2 separate regions of the Homo sapiens genome follow, and region 1 is linked to region 2. Evidence: chromatin contacts called from ENCODE Hi-C or POLR2A ChIA-PET data. All regions are on one chromosome and are shown on one strand. Each heading gives the region's core, a stretch centred on a gene start or an enhancer-like site at or near the end of the contact. The rest is flanking DNA. Distances are from core to core; before and after follow the strand shown. Region 1 overlaps ARHGEF6 (Rac/Cdc42 guanine nucleotide exchange factor 6). Region 2 overlaps ARHGEF6 (Rac/Cdc42 guanine nucleotide exchange factor 6).

The links. Hi-C counts contacts between places; a loop is a spot of excess contacts on that map. ChIA-PET counts read pairs that join two places held with the same protein, here RNA polymerase II (POLR2A). Pooled maps may share reads with other maps.
Region 1: a loop to region 2 is called in a map of heart right ventricle, with 7 times the contacts of the local background. The contact joins two enhancer-like sites. A Hi-C loop is called at or near these places in 4 of 168 maps with a recorded cell type or tissue (B cell, heart right ventricle and naive thymus-derived CD4-positive, alpha-beta T cell), 8 of 37 single-sample maps with no recorded cell type and 14 of 50 pooled maps. POLR2A ChIA-PET finds 5 or more read pairs at or near these places in 9 of 52 experiments (A673, CD4-positive, alpha-beta T cell, GM12878 and 5 more).

Annotation. Positions count from the first base shown.
Region 1 is chrX:136,745,689-136,749,075 of GRCh38, reverse strand. ARHGEF6 (Rac/Cdc42 guanine nucleotide exchange factor 6) reads left to right here. Exons shown (of 22, transcript NM_004840.3): 3 at 1,484-1,568. Among named protein-coding and RNA genes, the nearest start is that of ARHGEF6, 34 kb to the left of the region's middle. Within about 2 kb of position 1,360, at least 3 of the 41 ENCODE cell types and tissues checked have a DNase peak (open chromatin) inside an H3K27ac peak, as active enhancers do; they include B cell, where a contact is called at or near this core.
Region 2 is chrX:136,708,807-136,712,209 of GRCh38, reverse strand. The region is part of intron 7 of ARHGEF6 (Rac/Cdc42 guanine nucleotide exchange factor 6); the gene reads left to right. Among named protein-coding and RNA genes, the nearest start is that of CD40LG, 62 kb to the right of the region's middle. Within about 2 kb of position 1,694, at least 7 of the 41 ENCODE cell types and tissues checked have a DNase peak (open chromatin) inside an H3K27ac peak, as active enhancers do; they include B cell, where a contact is called at or near this core.

The DNA.
Region 1 (3,387 bases), core at 111-2,610, 37 kb before region 2:
AGAAATATATTAATGTCTCATTTTTAGATGCATCTGGGCTTTTTGGTCATTTTAACTTTGAATGCAAAATATTCATTGATTAAATGAATAAAGCAGTGAATCCTAGAATAGGCAGACTTGTGTAGGTTTGCATTTGCATGTATCTTTATTGACCCCCCAAAACGTGAAAAATTGATATTATATATTTTCACTCTAAAAACAGATTATAGGTTTTCAAGAACATGTACAAAAAAGATAGAAATTTGTCTTGATATGGTTCCCAGAAAATATGCAGCTTAAAAATGGAACAAATGGCTCTACCTAATGGGAAGACAGACCCTTTAAAATCCTATGCCCATTACCAATCATGTCCCATATGAAAAGGTACATTTTATTTCCATCACCACATTTGGGGAAAAAATGATGCAATCTGTTTTCTTTAAGAGACTTCTAGACATCCTGGAACAAAATGTTTTTAGAAGGGGCATTTCCATCCAGAAGGTGGGCATCTGGTTACCTTCAGATATGCATACTTACATTGTTGGCTGGCAAATTAATAGATTGTACCTGTGCATGAGAACACTTCTAATTTCAAATATACATATTTGAGACTCAATATATTTTAACACACTGACTACATTTCAAAGGTAACAGGTAAATTGTATTGAAAACAACATCTGATTGGTATCTTCACTGGGGACAATAGCATATCAGATTGACAGTTGACTGGTAAAGTGAAATGTATTTCCTTAATGTGTTTTTTGCCAAGAGTTGAGTAGTATTAGACAGGCCAGAGGTCATATTTGGGAAAGTCATCTAAAGCCAGGAAGAGCCCATAGGCCCAGGCAGGCAAATACTTGAATTCATGATGAGCTGAGAGGGGCAAGGTCAAACAGCAGAAACAGAACTGAAGCTGGGAGCAAAAGGCAGACCTGGGCAGAAAGTTTGGGCAACATGGAATTGGGATCCTAGGCAGTTGGGATGCAGCGGGTGGCAGTTGGGAGGAAGGAGAGCAGAGAAAAAGGCACTTTTGACAGTGACTCAACTAGGCACAGCTAATAAACTGTACAGATGCAACCATGTCAAAAAGGCTCCACCTCCTTATTTATGGACTGTCGAGGACATTATGTAGGTGATGGGCATTGATTGTAACCCATGCATATGAGCTTCCTGTAACTGGGCTGAAACTATTGATACATTCAGGCCAGAAGAGTGGGTCTGAGTATGCACTGTTTATTTCCTGGTGGGCGCTGCCTTCTCAGCTTGGCTCTCATTTCCCATTACTGCTTTGCTCTGACTCACTGATGGCCTGCCACATGTCATTAGGCGGCTCAACTGCTGCTCTCATTTCTCCCAAAGGTATATGGAGGTTTGTGTCTTGGCTTCTACACTTTTTTTTTTTTTTTTTTTTTCCGGAGAGCTGGAGGAAGTGGCCTTTTGATAGTTTTGTTTGTTGAGTTGAATACTTGTAGTGTCTTACGGTTTCAATTTTCCTTTCTCATAGATATTTGATCCTGATGACCTTTATTCAGGGGTCAATTTCTCCAAGGTACTGAGTACTCTTTTAGCTGTCAACAAAGCAACAGAAGGTAAGCCGGGCTTGTGATTTATATGTTCTGGGTGACATTTTTGAATCCATGTGTTTGTGATTACCCTAGGAGCCAACTCTGGCCAGGATTGTTCTCGTGATGCAAATTTTCCCCTTGCTCCCCCAAATACACCCCAACAAATGTCAAATGCTTGAATTTTTCATGGCTTAGGATTTAAAATATACCTATCATAGATGTTATTCTAATGCCCTTAATATAATGATAAGAACTAAGAAACTATTCCATTCAAAGCTCTGAATCACCAACTGAGTATAACAAAACAGAGAAGAAAAAGGAAAGACCAGTTCCCTTTTTCATAGAGTTTACAAAATACAGCCGTCACTTCCCTTTCCCCACTAGAGACATATTTTTCTCATTGTTTTATGTATGCCTTTGTCCATGTAAAGGAACCCCTCAGTAGCCTTGCACCAAAAATGAAATCTTGGGGTCATAGGGAGTGAAAATAATATCTTTTATTTAAATGTTTAACACCTACCACACTAGAGGTATTAAATATAAATGCTAGTAAATGTGAAGAAAATGATGATACACTTAGAATGTAGCTTCACTCCTTCCCTGGTATATTTTACCAACAGCTGAATAGTAATAATCATACTTAAAATGCTTTGAGCTCTTGCCCTGGATCTAGGCTGTCATAAGAGCCACAGGTGATCTCATCCAATCCTTGAAACAACACTGGGGGTAGGTATTATTATTATTAGGTCCATATTACAGATAAGGAAAGTCAGGCCAACAGTTGCCCAACTAGAAAGTTAGTCGCTGAGTTGGGATTCAGACCCACATCTGAATGACTACAGAGCCCTTATGCCCAAGCACGAGGCTTGCTGCTCAAACTGTTGTAGAGTCAAGAGGCTGTGTGCCCAGCATCGCCAGGTGCTACAAAAAATGTCAAAGCTATGGTCCCTGCCTTTGAGAAAATTACTGTCTATTTAAGGAGACTCAACTTACCCACGTGAAACAATTAGAGGACAAGAGCAGACAATATAATCAAGTGCCAAATAGGTTAGAGCATCTAGGAAGCTATCGAGTAATTATAGTTTTTGTCAAAAGAGCTGTATATAATAGCAATACAAGTAAAAATACTTCTCCAAAGTTGTTCTTTTGCTATTTGGAAAAAAAAATGCTTTTGAGCTATTGCAAGGCGTATAGCTGAAAGTACAGCTAATTCAAGTAACTATATTTAACACACATGACAACTATCCAGTTCTAGTCAGGGAGGATCGTGTAATTCTAACATTATGCCACACAAATTATACGTTCCTTTGCCAAACTCTCCTAGCAAGTTTTACAGTCTCTTCCCTTGCCACAGATATTTATAAAATACAAGGAGGTGAAAGTTAAAACCCACAGCATCAAGGAAATTACTTGGATACTGAGCTTGTCGCCTAGGGAATGTTTGGGCTTTAGACTTTTGCAGTTTATATCTTTTAAAAATAAATGGAGAGGAAAAGAACCCTTATTGAAATTTGTCAAGAAGCCAGCTCCTCTCTTTTGTATACTCTCAACAAACTGAAAACATCCAGCTCAGCTCTGGCCTGGTCGAATTTCACAAGGTTTCAAGGAAGAGAAGACTCTTGAATCTGATTGTTAAAAAAATTATTCTAGTATCAAGATTACATCTTTCCCAAACACATCTTCTCTTTCACTCTCATTCTCCACCCTGCCCCACACACATCAGGGAGATTTTACATCATATATGCCACACATATTGTTACGTGTGAGTAAGAAATGAGCCACTGAGTTATGGGCCAAAAAACAAAGAGAGAAATTTGAAATATTTCAAAGTAATAAGAGCCAC
Region 2 (3,403 bases), core at 445-2,944:
TTGAGCCTGGGAGGCGGAGGCTGCAGTGAGCCAAAATCACATCACTGCATTCCAGCTTGGGAGACAGAGCAAGACTCCATGTGAAAACAAACAAACAAACAACAACAACAACAACAAAACCAAGCAAACAAAAGAAAAAGAAAAGAAAAAATATTGTGAGAAAAATTCTCCCCTTTTCCAAATTATACTTGTTTAGTTATAATGCCTTTGTTCTTGCTAAATTTCCCACTTGTTTATTCTCCTGGCACTATGGAAATCTACTTCAGTATGAAAAAATTTTCTATTCCTGTGTTGTAAGAGTTTAAACATGATCAACAACAAAGTGTTTTTTGGGCCAGGTGCAGTGGCTGGCTGGGCACGTTGGCTGACGCCTGTAATCCCAGCACTGTGGGAGGCCGAGGCGGGTGGATCACTTGAGGCCAGGAGTTCAAGACCAATCTGGGCAACATGGCGAAACCCCATCTCTACTAAAAATACAAATTAGCTCGGCTTGGTGGTGCGCACCTGTAGTCCCAGCTACTTAAGAGGCTGAGGCAGGAGAATCGCTTGAACTCGGTAGGCGGAGGTTGCAGTGCGCCAAGTTCATGCCACTGTACTCCAGCCTGGGGGACAGAGTGAGACTCCATCTCAAAAAAACAAAACAAAACAAAACAAAAAACAAAGTATTTTTTGTTATTATCATGTGAAATATGAAGTGTTCTGTGAATCATATTTCTTAGAGCTGAAGTAAATCTGTAAATCATTGGGTCTAGTATCCTGGGAGAAATGACTATCTCTATTAAATAGAGAAGAAGCTGAAGTCCAGACAGGTTTACTGCCTTGCCCATCCCACAGCCAGTACATGGCCAGGCTGGAGCCACTGTGCCCCCTGCTGCCAAGTGAAACATGCTTTCTGTTTTCTGGAAGTGACAGGCAGAGGAGATGGAAACTGAAGTGGTAACTCTGGGAGGGGAGACGGTAAGATTTTAAATGAAGGAGAGGGACTGATTAGTGATCAAGAAACAATAAGAGGATTTAATGAGTTCTTTTCCTTTGGCTAAATACTCAGTAGTGAGATTGCTGGATGGAATGGTAGATCTACTTTTAGCTTTGAGAAAACTCTGTAGTGCTTTCCAAAGAGGCTGTACTAATGTTAGTACTAATGTACTAACATTCCCACCAGCAGTGTGTAAGTGTTCCCTTTTCACCACATCCACACCAACATCTATTATTTTTTACTTTTTAATAATGGCCATTCTGGCTGGGCGGAGGTGGTATCTCATGGTTTTAATTTGCATTTCTCTGATGATTAGTGATACTGAGCATTTCTTCATATGTTGGTTGGCCATTTGTAAGTCTTCTTTTAAGAAGTGTGTGTTCATGTCATTTGCCTGCTTTTTGATGGGATTATTTGTTTTTTTTTCTTACTGGTTTGTTTGAGTTCCTTGGAAAAGAGTCAGGGCCAAGGAGGTGAGAGACCTGAGTCAGACCTGTACTGTTCCTAAATGAATTCAGAATGCAGTGATAGTAAGTTTCCATTACTTCTCACTATCTTGTCGGCCCCAAAGTGATTTGAGCAAACCAGACTGACTATTATCTGATCGTGAAGGGGCCAGATAAGCCCCCAGTCAAGTTCAGGTAAGGCCCCAACTTAAGTTCTCACTGCTCTGAGAGAGCAACAACCAGGGAAGTTGGTTGGCTAAAGGTTTCACTTTAGAATAGGGGTTTTCCAGCTTGTGATTCAGGATGGCATTACAGCAGAGGAACTGGCAGTTTTTTATTCTCTCAGAGTTACTGGTAATGTTTGTTTTGGTCTTCTTCCCTTTCTTTCTTAGTCAGCAAAAAAATATTCTCTTGGGAATACTCCCCTGGTATTCTATATATATATATATATATATATGTATAATATATAATATATATATTATATAGCATATACAATACACTCCACCCCCAGGCTGGAGTGCAGTGGTGAGATCTCGGCTCACTGCAACCTCTGCTTCCCAGGTTCAAGCGATTCTCCTGCCTCAGCCTCCTGAGTAGCTGAGACTACAGGCATGTGCCACCACGCATGGCAATTTTGTATTTTTAGTAGCGATGGGATTTCGCCATGTTGGCCAGGCTGGTCTTGAACTGCTGACCTCAAGTGATCTGCCTGCCTTAGCCTCCCAAAGTGCTGGGATTTCAGGCGTGAGCCACCACACCCGGCCTAGTGTTACTATACACTTAAGGAGAAGAACATGTGGCAGACATGGGCTTTTTTATTTTTTGACAGAGTCTTACTCCATCACCCAGCCTGGAGTGCAGTGGCACGATCTCAGCTCACTGCAACTTCCGCCTCCCAGGTTCAAGCAATTCTTCTGCCTCAGCCTCCCGAGTAGCTGGAATTACAGGCGACTGCCACCACACTCGGCTAATTCTTTGTATTTTTAGTACAGACGGGGTTTCACCATGTCGGCCAGGCTGGTTTTGAACTCCTGGGTTCAAGTGATCCACCCGCCTCGGCCTCCCAGAGTGCTGGGATTACAGGCATGAACCACCACGCCCAGCCCAACCTTGGCTTTTTAAACAAATCTTCAGAAACGTTTTCTCCCAAAAAGTGGTTAAGAGCATGGACTCTGCAGCTAGAATGTTTTGGTTCAATTTCTGTCTTTGGCATTTCCTGGCTTTGTACCTTTGGATGATTTGCTTAACCTCTCTATGCCTGGGTTTCCCCACCTGTAAAATGGAAACAGCACTGGCATAATACCTACCTTAAAGAGTTATTGTAAGGTTAAAATAAGGTTTTAATTGTAAAATGCTTGTGTAAGTGTTCAGTGCTCTATGAGTGTTGACTCTTGTTATTATTATCACTTACTGTTTGGTAGGGGAGGAATGGATAAGAACATTCTTCATACAGAGGCCCTGGATAAAGTGGTTCAGTTTGCCTTTATTTGACTTCACTCTACTCCAGAAACAAACAAATCAATACTATTTTTTTCCTCCTACTTCATCTCATAAAGATTTCCTTTAATTGATGTATGAGCATTTTAGTTTAGGAGAAAGTTGATTTTGCTATTTTTTCTTGTGTATTATATGAGCATATATAATATCTTTCAATTACTGTTCCAGTTCATCCAGAGGAAGGTACTCAAGAGTTTTTTACACTTATTCACAGCTATGATGTATTTTTATCTATTTGTATACTTCAGTATTAAGCACTTGTTTTAATTTACCTGTTGCTTTATAAAATACCTAATTGTCCCTTACGACCACTCCATTTCTTTAGGATCATTATTCTTATTATATAAAAGAAAATCAAGGGGAGAAGCTTAAGAAGCTGCCTAAGACAATAGAGTTGTTATAAATTAAAAAGCAAAAGTTAAAATATAGGTATTACCTCCCTTTTATTTACCATATATTAGCAAACTATTAGCCAACTAGACTA